Regions from separate parts of the Mus musculus genome. Here region 1 is linked to region 2. Evidence: chromatin loops called from intact Hi-C (ENCODE). Cell type or tissue: heart. All regions are shown on one strand. Links, peaks and the distances in the headings refer to the core of each region. The heading gives the core; the rest is flanking DNA.

The links. Hi-C counts contacts between places; a loop is a spot of excess contacts. Peaks named below come from ENCODE experiments on the same cell type or tissue, not always from the same donor. Only the 100,000 strongest peaks of a DNase experiment are listed, where the experiment ranks them.
Region 1: a loop joins it to region 2, with 8 times the contacts of the local background. A loop is called at or near these places in 6 of 42 quality-filtered maps.

The regions. Positions count from the first base shown.
Region 1 is chr10:21,419,565-21,422,475 of GRCm38, reverse strand. No RefSeq gene overlaps it. Among named protein-coding and RNA genes, the nearest start is that of Aldh8a1, 44 kb to the right of the region's middle. In heart, for the core only: a CTCF peak has its summit at 1,245 (motif pointing left); no DNase peak of the experiment used is centred there; H3K27ac peaks cover 470 bases.
Region 2 is chr10:22,008,930-22,011,840 of GRCm38, reverse strand. No RefSeq gene overlaps it. Among named protein-coding and RNA genes, the nearest start is that of Gm34267, 48 kb to the left of the region's middle. In heart, for the core only: CTCF peaks have their summits at 1,497 (motif pointing right) and 2,518 (motif pointing left); a DNase peak (open chromatin) is centred at 1,510.

The DNA of each region.
Region 1 (2,911 bases), core at 139-2,638, 590 kb after region 2:
TGGTTTTCTTTCTCTGCATTCACTTCCAGTGTGCCCTGGCATCTGTGTAGGTTCATCTCCTTATGGGGTACCTCAGTAAGGTTGCATTAAGGTCATTCTAAAAGCTTCATTTTTAGCTTCATCATCGTGCTGAGATCCATCACATTTTGAGACAATATAAATTGTAATTAACGTATTGGGAAGAGGTGAAGACACAGCTCAGTCTGTAAAGCGCCTCCTGCTTCCTGTCCTTCATCTCTTCCTTTCTTTCATTCCAGGTTTTACTTTCTCAATAAATACTTACTGAGGACTTAGCAGGGGCCAGATACTACAAAGAAAAATGAGACAAAATCCTCTACAAAATCCTTTTTGTATAGACTTACACACTCATACACACTCTCATACACATACACACACTCACATACACCACAGACACACTCATACTCACACATACATTCACACACCACACACATACACAGTCACACAACACACACTCACACATACAACATACATCTCATACATATAACACACAAACAACACACACACAACACATACAACATACATCTTATACATATAACACACAAGCAACACACACACACACACACACACACACGCACACAACACATACTCATACACACCACACAAACATACCACACAAATTTTTATGCACACACTCACACATACAACACATACTCACACAACACACACTCATACACACACACACCATACACATTCACATACCACACCACATACCATACACGCACATTCATGTTTACACTTACACATACACACACTCATGCACACATACATTACACCACACATACACCATACACACACACTTATACACACTCACATACACACACCTACAAAAGTCTGTTCTGTGACTCCTCTGGCATCTTCTAACATTGAGACTGAGACTGGTTCTTGTCACATCGCAATTAGTGGCAGAGACCTTACTAACTGGCAGGGTCAACGCCAAGACAGTATGGGATAATGGCCGCACCGATTATACTCGCCAGGAGGTAGATTTGTGATAATAAATGAAAACCAGTGCCCAGCATGAGAGATGTTAAACTCAAAGTGGAAAACAAATCGCAATCTGGTTATTTAAAATGCTTGCCCATGGAGTGGGGGAAGAAAGCAAGAGAGGGAGTAAAGGGAAGGGAGAAGAGATGACACAAGAAGAGAGGCAGGGGAGGAAAGGGGAGGGGAAGAGAGAGGAGGGGCGAGAACAAAATGTTACAGAGAACCAGCGCCACCTGTTGGGGAGAAGTGGTGCTACATCTGGTAAGTAAAAAAAAATGTGTGCCACTCTTGTCTGCTATCTCGTGTTCTCCCTGAGCTAGCCTCAATGATGTGTACCACGAGAGCTCACTTAGTCAGACTGCACACAGCCAGGCTTACAGGTTCCATGCCATTTAACTCAGATCCTATTAATCAACCTGCCCCTGACCTGACCAAGTCTCCTTTGAGAGCGAGAGACTTCAACCCTTGGGGGAAGGCTTCTGGCATTTCTGAGTTTTGTTAAACTCAAGGTACTGTATAGACAGGTTTGCGCACGCGCTGTGCCACGCCCTCCTTTTCTCGAAACTCAGACACTTGGGACGAAAAACAGACCAATCAAGTAGCAATTTTAAAAAGTGCCAGTCAACAAACAAAATGTGACCCCCAAATGGTGTGGACAGGACTAGAGAACGTTGTGTGGAAGTACATATGGCAAAATGATGACGTTTGGATGGCGTTCAGTGCTGAGAGAAATCTCAGCAAACACACAACACTCGTGGTAAGGAAAAAAAAAATGTGCTCTTGCTTTTGGTAAGGAAGAAATGGCCCGTGCTTGAAGGGCCACCCGGAAGAGCGATTTAACCTGAGTAGGGCTTTTTCAGAGAATAGCTTGAGATAAGGGAGGAAAGGGAAGTTGAAACGCAGGCCGACCATTGAATAAAGGCAAAGATAAGGTTACTCGGTTTAAAGGCGTTGAAGATTCTGGGAAAGAAAACAAAGCACCATAAACCGTATCCTAGGCTAACTTAGCTGCCAGTTATAAGCAGAAGAAAGTGGCTGTAAGGTAGGAAAATATACCCCAAAGCAAAAGAGAGGTTTAAGACCACAGGTATGTAATTGAAATCAGAAAAGAAATCTGGCTCTTTGATACATTTTCGTGTTGATGAGTATACTAATAAGACATTTCTAAATATTAAGCCAAGGGAGCGCCTTCAATGAGGAATTGAAGAGGATGAAGAGAAAACGCCAGAAAAGGATTCAGACGCAAAGCCCAGGAAAAACAAAGCAGGGGGTTAAAGATGGCAGTGAACAAGGCTTCAGAAATGACTTGGTTAAATTTCATAATATCTTACAAATAATTCATAATAAATAAATAAACTAATGGATTATTTAACTTTCTGGCATAGCAAAGGGTGGGCAGCTCCCCCTCTCAGGACACTAAGAATATGTGTGGCGACCTTATAAAAAGCCTGCTTGCTTCAGGGCCTTATCCAGTGCGCAAGACTGGTCAGGGGTTTGCAAGCGCTCTGATGTACATCTCAGAGCTCACTCATTGTCCCCAACACATTTTTTATTCTAAGGTTAAATCACTACGCTCATTTTACACCAATGTTTTTCTGTAAGTGAGGGTGCAAACTCTAAATTGCTAAAACTGCCCCAGGAATCAAAGCTCCAAACCGGATGATAATCCCTCCCTCCGAGTGCTTGGTTCATGGAGCACACAAAGCCTGGAGAAGTGCAGTCTTGTTCTGTGCTGGACTTGAGTAAAGCAAGGATTTGTTTGTTTGTTTGTTTGTTTTTATTGGAAGCTCAAGTAAACAAGGTCTCCTTGGTCCTGTATTTGTTCGCTTTGATTGTACTGATACCAAATGGGGCCTATATTTTATCTTATTTCCTATAACTACAGTTCTCAGTGTTCTGATAAAAT
Region 2 (2,911 bases), core at 116-2,615:
AGTGAAGCCTTCTGGAGCTTGGTCCTCTCGCCGGCTCTCTGCTAGCATATCTGAGACGGATGGTCTTTCACAGACCAATAGATTTGCTTATATTTATTATTTATGTATTTATTTCTCTAGGGTGCTCACACACGCACCATGTCACGTCACACATGTTCAGGTTAGAGGACAACCTGGGAGATGAGGTTGAGACATGGCGGCAAGCATCTTACCCACTGACTCATCTTGCTGGCCCTAGACTTTGATTTTGAAGAGCCCAGAGCCAGGAATCACAAGCTGGAAGTCTGGGGCATTGATCTCAGATTCTTCCCCATGTTGAATCACTAAATGTATGAGTTTAAGTCCCATATACAATAGAAAAACAGTTGCAGATAACCTGTGCGCATTTCTCATACACTATAAGCGTCTGTAGGTAACTTGGAGTATCTAACACAAAACATCGGCTATGCAAACAGTGTCTACGTATTCCTTCAGAAAATGGTTAGAAACCCTATAGGTGGAACAACATTATGAACTAACCAGTACCCTGGAGCTCTTGACTCTAGCTGCATATGTATCAAAAGATGGCCTAGTCGGCCATCACTGGAAAGAGAGGCCCATTGGACTTGCAAACTTTATATGCCCCAGTACAGGGGAACGCCAGGACCAAAAAGTGGGAGTGGGTGGGTAGGGAAGTGGGGGTGGGGAGGGTATGGGGGACTTTTGGGATAGTATTGGAAATGTAAATGAAGAAAATACCTAATTAAAAAAAAAAGAAAATGGTTAGAAACACAAATCTATGCAAGTTCAATACTGGCACGCTGTTTTTCCAAAAAAATGTCTTTAGTCCTTGATTGTTGAAGCAGAATCCAAGACTATGATTCTGGCTGCTGTTGCTTTTGAAGAGGCCCAGTTGCTATAGGGACTGCATGAGCCATGCCCTTGGCCCCTAGTGTGTGTGTGGGGGGGGGGGGACGGGGGGGGCGGGGGGAGTTGCACCTGCCATTCTCCTTCTAGGCTTACTTCTTTTCAATCTCCTCACGTCACACCAGCGTGGTAGCGCAACTGAAACACCTTTTGGCAATCAGAGCTTCCTTCTAGTGACACTTGGCTTGCACTTTCCTGCTTTCCCAAATCCTATTAATATAGCATCCAGCCAAGGAGGACTCACCCAGTTGGGCATCCTTGAGAAGTCCTTGGTGTGAGGAGCCAGAAGGAAAATGACAAGCCCGTAGCCAGATTAAGCTTCAGTATAGTGAAATAGCAGCACGAACAGAAGTGGGCAGACACCTCCCCAAGCCTGCATGCGCTTAAGGTAACAGAGCTGCTTAGATTCTAGGAGTCGCCTGAGAAGAATCTTAGACTCCTAACTCTTTGTGGGGAAATGAAGAGAAAATATTAACAGTCTTAGATTTTCGGAGGCAAGAGAGAAGACCAGCGTTTGAGACCAGCTGCCCGCCTTGAATTCTGCTTCTGTTCTAGCGCATGAACAATCACTTGTCCTGTTTGTGTTGTTGTCCCCGGTACAACCACCAGATGGCAGCACGAACCTAATCCCTCAACACGTTACTGCTTCTGCGCTGCTGAAGCAATGGCGCCCTTTAACCTTGCCCTCTCTTTTCGGATGTTTTGGGGGGGCGGGGGGGGTGTATAAACCTGTATAAGCTTAATTAAAAGATTCTATTATAGGGACTGTGGGTGTGACTCATCTGGCTAAGTACTTGCCTGACATGCACGAAGCTAAAATCTCCAGTCCAGCAAAATCGGGCAGGGAAGAAAGAGCGAAACCTCAGAGGCATTCTTAGCTACACAGAATGTTTAAGGCCATCCTAGGCTACGCAGAACCCTGTTTTAAAAATCAACAACCAAACCCAAACACACGCACACGTATACACAAAGCAGCATTCATGTACGGACTCATACTAGCACAAACGTTCACACACAGACTCATACACAGGCTCTCACACACTCACACTCACAACCACACACATGCACACACTCACAATCAACACCCACCAAAATTCTCACTCACAGACCCTTGCTCACACTGGCTCAGGCACATTCATATGCACACACACACACACACACACACACACACACACACACACACATTCGTACACCAATACTCAAACACACATCAACACACTCTTTCAGAACTGGAACAACAACTTTTGATATATTTCCTCTGCTCTGAAAGTCTGCACAGGAAGACAGTTGACAGTGACATAGCTTAGACAATAGTCAAGTTTAGTTCCATGTCCCCCACTCAATAGTTATGAGGCCTAAGAAAGTGCTAACATATACTTCTTCCTTTACCTGGACAATTAAATGTATAACATCTGCCATAGCCTAGCTGCAGAGGATACTGAAAATGTTGTAGTCACAGAGCACTTTTTAAAAGACAAAACCCTGGGTGCTAGAGAGATGGCTCAAAGGTTAAGAGCACTGACTGCTCTTCCAGAGGTCCTGAGTTCAATTCCCAGTAACCACATGGTGGCTCACAACCATCTGTAATGGGATCTGATGCCCTCTTCTGGTGTCTGAGGACAGCTACAGTTTACTCACATATATTAAATAAATAAATAAAATTTTTAGTGAATATCTTGTTTGTATTCAGAGGCAAGGATGGTTCGGTGGATAGAGTGTTTGCATGCAAGCCCGAGGTCCAGAGTTCTATGTCCAGAACCCACATAAATGTTGGGTGAATATGGTTGGTGGCCAACCTGCAATTCTAACACAGAGAAGGGTCTCAGAGCCACTGCCTAGCTAGTTTAGTCAACGTGAGTAAGCTCTGGACTCAATTGACAGATCCTGCCTCAAAAAATAAGGTTGCATACAATTGAGACAGATCTCCAGTTTCCTCTCAGGCCTTCACATACACATGCGTACATGGTTCATATGTTCTTGTCTATAGCCACATACATGTAAACAC